2 separate regions of the Homo sapiens genome follow, and region 2 is linked to region 1. A link is an interaction called in ENCODE POLR2A ChIA-PET data of the cell type or tissue named here. Cell type or tissue: A673. All regions are shown on one strand. Region 1 overlaps EXT2 (exostosin glycosyltransferase 2). Region 2 overlaps EXT2 (exostosin glycosyltransferase 2).

Region 1 (5,000 bases):
CCACTGCTCTTGTTGCATTGTTTCCTTAGATGTTTTATAATTTTGGAATGTGAGTTCATCTCACATGTGAGGTTTTCTGTGGAAATTCTCCCATCCTGGGATAAGGAGGTATTTTCCAGAGAATTTGTTTTTGTTTATTTTGCTTCTTCAACATTAATGTCTCACTGGAGGTTTCTGAACCACTCAGATAATTCATTGAAACCCCAAACCTGCATGAGCCCCAGCCTCTGTTAAAAGCTCCCAAGGGAAACAGAGCTGACTTGGTTACGAAGCAGTAAGCTCTTTCTCTTTCTGCAAGTTGGTGAAAACATGCTGTTCCAGGGAATTTTATTTTTTCATGTATCATGATATTTACGCTGGGAAGCCTTGTTTTCCCATGTTATAGAGCATTCTTGGTTTAATAAAACTAGCTAAAAATTACATTTTTTCTTAAAGTAAGTGCTCTTTCCACGTGAGAACTACTTTTTTTTGTTTGGTTTGAAGGTAAGAAAGGGAGGAGGAACTTTTCTCTTTATATAATTACATTGAGGGCCGGGCGCGGTGGCTCACGCCTATAATCCCAGCACTTTGGGAGGCCGAGGGGGGTGGATCACGAGGTCAGGAGATGGAGACCATCCTGGCTAACAAGGTGAAACCCCATCTCTACTAAAAATACAAGAAATTAGCTGGGCGTGGTGGCGGGCGCCTGTGGTCCTAGCTACTCGGGAGGCTGAGGCAGGAGAATGGCATGAACCCGGGAGGTGGAGCTTGCAGTGAGCCGAGATGGTGCCACTGCACTCCAGCCTGGGCGACAGAGCAAGACTCCGTCTCAAAATAATAATAATAATAATAATTACATTCAGCCTGTGATGAAGCATTTGATTATTAGACAGCAATGTCACTGATCAGTTTTTTAAGTTGTCAGCAATTAATTGTAAACACTAGTGTAGTACTCTTCATTATGGTAAATACAGTTGTCTTAAGATGAATGGCTCATATTTTGGTACAGTGCTTGATGTTCAAAACAAAATGTTGCAAAACAATAAGCAAACATAAATTGAAAGAAAAAATTCCCCAGGAGGATTCCCCCTCACCCACATCACCAAGCTCAGGTTGAGAAAGAAAAGTGACTTTTGTTGCTTCTGTGTACTAGTGAGAGACTTTTTCTGGCCCACTCTTTCACTGATTGTATAGGCCTTCAAGGGATCTGGTTTAATGTACAAGTCTCACTTCTAACTTCCTTACTTCCTGTGCCCAAAACCAAGTCTCCTGTTCCAGCATGAGCGTTAAAACCAACTACATTGCCAACCCCTGCAACAAGCTTGGCCCTCTGCGGTGCCACAGTGCCAACTAGCTCCTGGGCGTTCAGCTTTCATTTGCAGTTTTTTCTTCATTTTTGGTCCCTAGGGACTTATCTTTTCCAGTGACCTCAGCTGTATATTTAAAATAATTTTTGTTCTATTTTATACTACATTTCTATGTTTTATAGCAAGAGGATTTTGAAAAAGGAAGGCTTCATCTGTTTTACCTTCCAAAAATTTGTTGAACTCTGGTCCATTCTTGTTTCCAATAAAAGGTTTTTTTTTGCCCTTGTGGGTTCATGCCTTTTTTTCAGGAAGAAGCAGAGATGGAGCACAGCAGACAAAACATATGCTTTATTGGAATTCCAGAGAAATTAATATTTAAGAAATCACTTTATTGTGGAGTCTCTTCTTTCCACTCTGTATCAACTTTCATTTTGGTGTTAGGCTCCTAACAGCTCAAACTATACAGAAACTGTGGTTTTCTTGGTTATAACTGTGTTGGTGTTTTGAGCTTGGATGCCATAAGCTGTAATTTAATCACTCCCCAAAGTTCTTATTTACCAAGCCAATGAAGTCTTCCCCTATACCATAGATGACCTCTCTAATATGGTCAGGGGCTACCAACAATCATTTTTATGCCCAGATCAGAGAATGAGCTACTCTTTCAAACTGTCAGAGCATTTCAAGTATGGGAGAATCAGTTGAAACTGTAAATTTGTTTTACCTCTCATAAGATGTAGTAGTATAAGCCATCATGAACATTGTTGGACACTTTGTCTTTGGTTTATAGATTGGCTTTCTTTGTTTGAATCAGATAAGTCACTAGTTTTTTCACTGAAGCATTTAAGTATTTTCAGTGTATTTATGAAGTAGCAGGTCCAAGGATGATGATTGAAGACCTTGTTCTAAATAATCTAAATCTTTTGTACTGTAAAACAGCTGAACTGTTATTTTTAACATATCAAATTATAAACCAATAAAATCAATGGTATGTTATCTTTGCCAGTATCTTAAGCAATCATACTATAGATATATTTAGTGAAATTTATTACTTGCAGACTGCTGTAACTCATGAATTATTAAAAGTATCAGCATATGGAACCCTCTCTTCCCTCATTCCAAATTCTTTTAATATGGCTTATGTTGAACCATTTAAATGGTTTCTGTCCATCCCACTAATGGAAGCTGCAGCCAGATGAGGGTTCTTATAAATGATTGGCTTTCTTTCCAAGCAAGAGGAGGATGAAATGTCAACTTTTTCCTCTACTACCTGAAAAGCAATCAGTGGCAACCTTTCTTGCTCTCCTTGACAGTAGTTTGGCTTTATGGAAGAAGGGTGGGCATTTAGCCAAATGTGAATTTCAGTGCTATATGAAGAAAAAAATTGACGTAGCTAAAACTCAGATAATAACAGGAATTTTCAAGAGGCATTCAAATGGGTTTAACCTGTGAGCCTTCCAGTAAACTAACTGTAGCCCAGAAATTCCTAAACTGCACGTTTCAATCCCTTTTTTCTTGAGGATGATCTGAGTGACTTGAGGTTACTTACCAAATCTCTCTTTGCAACAATTTGCCCATCTGTAGGACTGAAATTAGGGATAATGATAGCTTCAGAAGAATAGTGTAACAATTAGCAACTGATTATTTTCTGATCATATGATTATCTGATTATGTCTGATTATAATTAAGGCCATTGCAAAGGACATTTGGAATCAAACCTGAGCTCAAAACCATTTATTAGCTTGACCTTGTACAAAATTTCCTTCCTTCCTTCCTTCCTTCCTTCCTTCCTTCCTTCCTTCCTTCCTTCCTTCCTTCCTTCCCTCCTTCCCTCCTCCCTCCCTCCGTCCCTCCCTCCCTCCCTTCTGCAGCGGCACAATCATAGCTCCCTACAGCCTTGACCTCCTGGGCTCAAGTGATCCTCCCACCTCAGCCTCCTGAGTAGCTGGGATTATAGGTGTGCACCACATGCCGTGCTACTTTTAAAAAATCTTATTTTTGTAGAGTGCAATGGCATGATCACAGCTCACTGCAGCCTCAAACTCCTGGGCTCCACCAATCCTCCTGCTTCAGCCTCCTAAGTAACTAGGACCATAGGCTTGCACCACTATATCCAGCTAATTTTTTTTTTTTGTAGTGACAGGGTCTTACTATGTTTCCCAGGCTGATGTTGAACTCCTGGCCTCCAGCTCTTGAACTCCTGGCCTCGAGCAATCCTCCCACCCTGGCAAGTTTCTTATCTCTTTGAATTTCATTATTCTTATCTGTAAAATGAGGATACTTATTTCAGAGAACTATTCTAAGAAATTAATGATATACATGGAAGCATTTTGTAAGTGGTGTGGAGCTATGAGAAGTGAAGTGTTGATAATTATAAGGTTGATAGTATAATGCTGTATCACATGGAAACATAAATTTTAGAATTGGGTGGGACTCTGGAGAGGAAAATTAAAAATACAGGAGGGTATTTTTTGTGCCCAGATAGGTCTTATTATGTATTTTCTCTTGTTTATTCCTTACAACAAAAGGTAGCATTCCGTTAGCTCTATTCTTACAGATGAAGGAAGTGAGACATATTTATATTCAAGGCCCATCCACTGATCACCTCTTTTTTTAAATGAGGAAATGGAGGTCCAAAAAAGTATGTTGATTCATCTAATGCAGAGATTCTGTGCCCATCATTCCATCTATTATACTGCTTTCTTTTCATATAATTGTTTTCATCTTGTACCCAAATTTGGCCCCCAAGTTAAACAGGGAACACAATGACACATAAGTACAGTGGCAGTGTAAATATAAAAAAGACTTCTGTCCCTGGCTTTCTGATAGGTTAGATATGCTAAGTGACCTCCTTAAGTGAACAACTAAAATATTGAATGAAGTATTATAAAGCAATTTTAACCTATTGCTGAGCTGGCAGGAAAGTAAGGTATTTGCTAATCCCCAAATCAAAGTGAAACTTGGTATCCTGGGAGGTGAGTGGGAGCCAAAATCAGCTTTTGCCATGGAGACTTTTGTAGACCTTGATGATCTGGAGCTTTGACCTGGTAACTCTGTGAAGTAAGGGACAGGGATTAGGATTTAAATCCTGTGGCCCATCCAACTCTCACAAGAACTTCTTGGATGAAGCTAGGAAACTAAAAGATTATGTCTTCAGTGAAAGAGTAAAGAAGGAGTAAACCTGTCTGTATTGACCCTTGTGATTAAGAACTGCAATCACAAGCCACCCCCACATGGATTCATACTACAGTTATCATCCAAATAAGCCTTATGAAGGGAATTTAGTTGAAAGTGGCTTTGTATTGATAGGAACCAGCAGAAGCAGACACAAACCCTGTCATAAGGACCATATTTTCAGTCCAGGTCTCAAATAATTCTTATAAATTAAGTGTCTGAGGACAATTAGCAGCTCACAACCATAAAGCTATAGGCAATATTGTGAGCGAGAACTACCAGAAACAGACATGCAAGGGCTTGCAATTATTAGATTAGATTATTAGAGTCAATGAAATTGTTCAGAATGCAGCCCAAAGAGACAAAGAGGTGGAAAATATGAAGAAGTGAAGTAATATAGAGAACAGAGAGAGAAGGTCCAACATACGTCTAAGCTGAGTTCCAGAAGAAGAGGTGGGGAATGGAAAGAAGCCCTATTGAAAGGATCAGAGCTGAGAATTTTCCACAATTGTTGAATGACACAGGCCGCAGATCCAGGAAGAC
Region 2 (5,000 bases), 70 kb before region 1:
TCAAAGCAACCAATACATCAGTTACAGGGTAGGGTCCTTGAGGCACTGAGGCACCCATCTTTCCCACCTCCATGCAGTCTCATTCATCTTGCAGTTTTCTCTGTCTCCTTAAATTCACAGTGCTGTCTACCAAGTTTTCTAAGCCAGGAATCCATGTGGTATCCTTAACTCCGTTCTCTCCTTTGTTTCCTATATCAAAGTAGGAAGTCGTATTGATTCTGCATCCTAAATACTTCCTAGGTCTGTCTGCTCCCCGAATCCTCCTCCTCTACCCTAGACCAGGTTACTGTCATCTCTCCATTGGATTGCTGAAACGGCTTCCTATGTGGTTTCCCTGCCTCTGGTCTTGCTCCCCTCGAGTTTGATCCTTGGCTTCACATTGCCCTTAGGATAAGATTCACGTTAGTCCTTAGCCCACAGTCCCTAAAACATCTTTCAAGGCTCTCTTTCATCTGACCACTATCTCCATCTTTAGCTTTGTGTCTGAGAACTTTTTACTTCTTTCAGTTCCTAGAACAAGCTGTGCTCTCTCAGTTTTTCTGGGCAGCAGACACATTCTCTACTGTCTGCAGACCTTCTTCCTCGTCTTCATTAGTCTAACATCCTGCTTGTGCCTTAGGTTTCAGCTTGAAACCACCTTCTGGGATGGGGTGGAGGGGGTACCTTCTTGGCCTCTGCCCTGGCTCCTCTGCTTTATGCTCCCATAGCAGCCTGCACGTCTCTTAGAGTGATGCCCATCGCTGCACACATGATGCCCATCGTGATGACTTGCTCAAAGCCTGTCTTGTTTGGATTTTGGATTTTGTACGTGCAGTGAAGCTGAGGTTAGGTTTTTGTTTTTGCTTTGTTTTGCTTTTTTAAGTGACAGAGTCTTGCTATGTTGCCCAGGCTAGATTCAAATTGTTGGGCTCAAGTGACCCTCCTGCCTCAGCCTCCCAAGTAACAGGAACTGTAGGCCCATGCCACTGCATCCAGCTGTTTTTTTAAACTACCATATCTTCAGTGTCTGGCATTTCTTGGCTCATATTTTAGTATGTGAGGGAGTAAATGAAAAGGGCTGACAACATGAATGTGCAGCATGGATGTAACCTTTTTTTTTCTGTAGTCTATGTAAAAATTGTGCTATTTCCTGGTGAGAATCTCAGTGAGCTTTAAACAAACATGATAATAAAAGCATCCTTTACTTGTGTGGAAGTGCTCAGAAGCAGAGGTGACCAATAGATAAATTTTGACACTAAAAATGTTGTATTTGGTTTGAGAAATGGGTCTCATGGAAATAGTTTGCCTGGAGACCATTAGAACCATTCTTTAAATATTTCAGACATCTCCTTAGAAACCTTTGTGGACTCTGAGAAGTAAGAGAACTTTTCTCAGGAGAAGACATCTCTCTCCTGTTTGTGTTCTACCATGTGGCCCGGGACCAAATTCTGAAACTTACATTAGCCATTCACTTAGCAAATTTTGTTATGTAGACGATGTGTAAAGCCCAGGTGAGCTTGAGACATTTTTGTTCCTACCCTTAGGCAAATGCGGAGCAAGACTGAGTGGTTCATGAAGTTGTTGCTTAGGACATCTTCCTGGATTTTTCTCCCTTTGTGGACTCCCAGAGTTGACTTATTTTATTTTATGTTTAAAATTGAGATTAATTTATATACCATAAAATTTACTCTTTTAATGTGTATAATTTAACGGTTTTTAGTATATTCACAAAATTGTGCAACTATCATCAGGCCTACTACCTAATTCTAGAACATTTTCATGACTCCACAAATAAACCTAATATCCAATAGCAGTCAGTCCTCACCTCTGTCCCCAGCAAGAATCCTTAATCTGCTTTTTCTCTCTATGGGTTTGCCTATTCTGGACATTTCCTATCAACATAATTGTACAATAAATGGTCTTTTGTACCTGTCTTCTTTCACTTAGCATAATGTTTCCAAGGCTTATTCATGTAATAGCATGGAATCAGTACTTCCTTTGTTTTTTGGCTGAATATTTCATCATATGAATATACCACATTTTATTCATCTCTTCATCAGTTGATGGAAATTTGGATTATTTCCACCTGTTAGCTCTTATGAATAATGCTGCTATGAACATTTGTATACAAGTTTGTATGTAAAGCTGGTTTCAGTTCTCTTGACCTAGGAGCAGAACTGCTGGGTCATACGGTAGCTCTATGTTTAACTTTTTGAGGAACTGCCAAACTCTTTTCCAAAGCGGCTGCACCATTTCACATTCCCACCAGCCATGTATGAGGGTTTCGATTTCCCCATATCCTCACTAACCCTTGTTATTGCCTGTGTTTTTTATTCTAGCCATCCTAGTGGATGTGAAGTCATATCTTCATTGTGGTTTTGGTTTGCATTTCCCCACTGACTAATAATTTTGAGTATCTTTTCATGTGCTTATTGGCCATTTATATAACTTCTTTGGAGAAATGTCTATTCAGATCATTTGCCCATTTTAAAATTGAATTGTCCTTTTATCGTAGAGCTATAAGAATTCTTTATCTATAACAGATGTTAGAACCTCTTCAGATCCATGATTTGCAAATCCTTTCTCCCATTCTATAGACTGCTTTTCACTTTCTTTTTTTTTTTTTTTTTGAGACGGAGTTTTGCTCTTGTTGCCCAAGCTGGAGTGCAATGGCGTGATCTCGGCTCACCAAAACCTCCGCCTCCCAGATTCAAGCGATTCTCCTGCCTCAACCTCCCAAGTAGCTGGGATTACAGGCGTGTGCCACCACGCCCAGCTAATTTTGTATTTTTTGCAGAGACGGGGTTTCTCCATGTTTGTCAGGCTGGTTTCAAACTCCTGACCTCAGGTGATCCACCCACCTTGGCCTCCCAAAGTGCTGGGATTACAGGTGTGAGCCACCGCACCCGGCCTCACATTCTTGATAGTGTCCTTTGATGCACAAAAGTTCCTCATTTTGATGAAGTCAATTTATCTATTTTTCCTTTGGTTACTTGCAGTTTTGGTGTCATTTTTAAGAAACCATTGCCTAATCCAAGGCCATGAAGATTTACCCTTACGTTTTCTTCTAAGAGTTTTACAGTTTTGGCTCTTACATTTAGATTTATGGTTCATTTTGGTTAATTTTTGTATGTGGTATAAGGTGGGGGTCCAACTTCATTCTTTTGCTTGTGTATGTCTAGTTGTCTGAACACCACTGGTTGAAAAAACAAGTCTTCTTCTATTGAATGGTCTTGGTACCCTTGTTAAAAATCAACTGGCCATAGATATATGGGTTTATTTTTGGATTGTCAATTCGAATCTGTTGGTCTATATGTCTATTATGCCAGTACTACATTGTCTTGGTTACCTTAGCTTTGTATTAAGTTTTGAAATAAATGTAAGTTCTCCAACTTTGTTCTTCCTTTTTCTTGTTTTAAGAGACGAGGTCTCGCTCTGTCACCCTGGAGTGCTGGATCGAATGGGTGGGATCATAACTCACTGCAGCCTTGAACCCCTGGGCTCAGGTGATCCTCCTGCCTCAGCCTCCCAAGTAGCTAGGACTATAGGTACATGCCACCACGCTTGGCTAATTTTTTATAGAGATGGGTTCTTGTGATACTGCCCAGGCTGTGTTCTTCTTTTTCAGAGTTTTCCTGACTATTCAGGTCCTTTGCATTTTAATTAACTATTTTTGTTATAAGTAAATATAAATGAAAAACAGTCTAAACTCTTTGTGCTTATGCAACTACAAAACTGAAACAAATTTACAAGGTTAAATATAAGCACATCTACAAAACTAATAACATTCAGATTAACATAATTGAATATGATAGCTGATGCTGTTTCTTTGAAATGAGATTGCATCTTTAAGGTGAATATGGAGTTAATTACGGGTTTGCTGGGTTTGATGTGCCTATACTGTTGTATGTTGGGTGAAAATGTACTTTTTTTTTTAACCATGTTTTCTATTTGAAACATTAGAAGCTTCCCTTTAGATAGCATATTGTGACATCATTTATCTTCATATGGTACAGATGCATGATTCATATTTTTTCCAATATTTTATTATGAAAATTTCCAAACAGCAAAGTTTAAAAAATTTTACACTGAACATAATGTATACCCACAGCCTAGATTCTATCTGCATTTTTACTCTACTGCTTTATATGATTTACATTTTTAGTGTTTCTCTCATCTCATTAGTCCACTAAATAGAAACTTGGAAGTTGAATATTTTTTAGCAGTATTCATCATTAAATATGAGCAAAACTATCCCCATACTAATTTTTTGGATTATCATCACAATGGAAATACACAAATAATTCTTCTAGTGAATTCACGGACAGAAGAAACTGATATAATTCAGTGCCCTATTTCGAGGTTAGATTTTCATAAATTCAGAAAGGATGAGATCATCTACATAAGCCCCGCTGGTACCCTTTGGGGTGGTACAAGTTTCTGTTATGTGCCTAGGGTCTTAATTTGGCATATTTATGTAGCACGAGATAGAAATAACTATAAGTAGGGAAAAAAGTTACTTCTCTGCTGCTTCTGTGAGCATTTACTTAAATCTGTTCTGTGATTTAAAAAGTTTTTATTCATTTCTTTTTCTCTTTTTTTCCTCCTAAAGTTGTTCTGGAAATTATTTAATTCAATTCAGTTTAGTTCAGTTCACTTCAAGTCAAACCTTTATTGAAAGCCTGTTTGGACCAAGTATTGGGCTAGACTGCTGTCTCTCATCAGGAGAAAGGGAATGATTATGTCCCCCAGGGGACATTTGGCTATTTATATATATATATATATATATATATATATATATATATATATATATACACATACACACACACACACACACATTTTTGACTGTCATGACTGTGGGGATGTGTGTCAGAGGGTCCTGAAGACCACTTCCAGTTACTATGATTTGCCAGGAGGGCTCCATGACTCAGCATATAATTGTACTAACGTCTGTGACTTATTACGGCAAAAGGATGCACAGCACAGTCAGAGAGGTAGAAGACGCATGGGGTGAATCTGGA

What was found. Peaks named below come from ENCODE experiments on the same cell type or tissue, not always from the same donor. Only the 100,000 strongest peaks of a DNase experiment are listed, where the experiment ranks them.
Region 2: POLR2A ChIA-PET joins it to region 1 with 7 read pairs; 3 of 35 experiments call an interaction of 5 or more read pairs at or near these places.

The regions. Positions count from the first base shown.
Region 1 is chr11:44,183,941-44,188,940 of GRCh38, forward strand. All of the region lies in intron 8 of EXT2 (exostosin glycosyltransferase 2), which reads left to right. Among named protein-coding and RNA genes, the nearest start is that of EXT2, 91 kb to the left of the region's middle. In A673, no CTCF peak of the experiment used is centred here; a DNase peak (open chromatin) is centred at 2,791; H3K27ac peaks cover 4,709 bases.
Region 2 is chr11:44,114,378-44,119,377 of GRCh38, forward strand. The region is part of intron 4 of EXT2 (exostosin glycosyltransferase 2); the gene reads left to right. Among named protein-coding and RNA genes, the nearest start is that of EXT2, 21 kb to the left of the region's middle. In A673, no CTCF peak of the experiment used is centred here; no DNase peak of the experiment used is centred here; H3K27ac peaks cover 78 bases.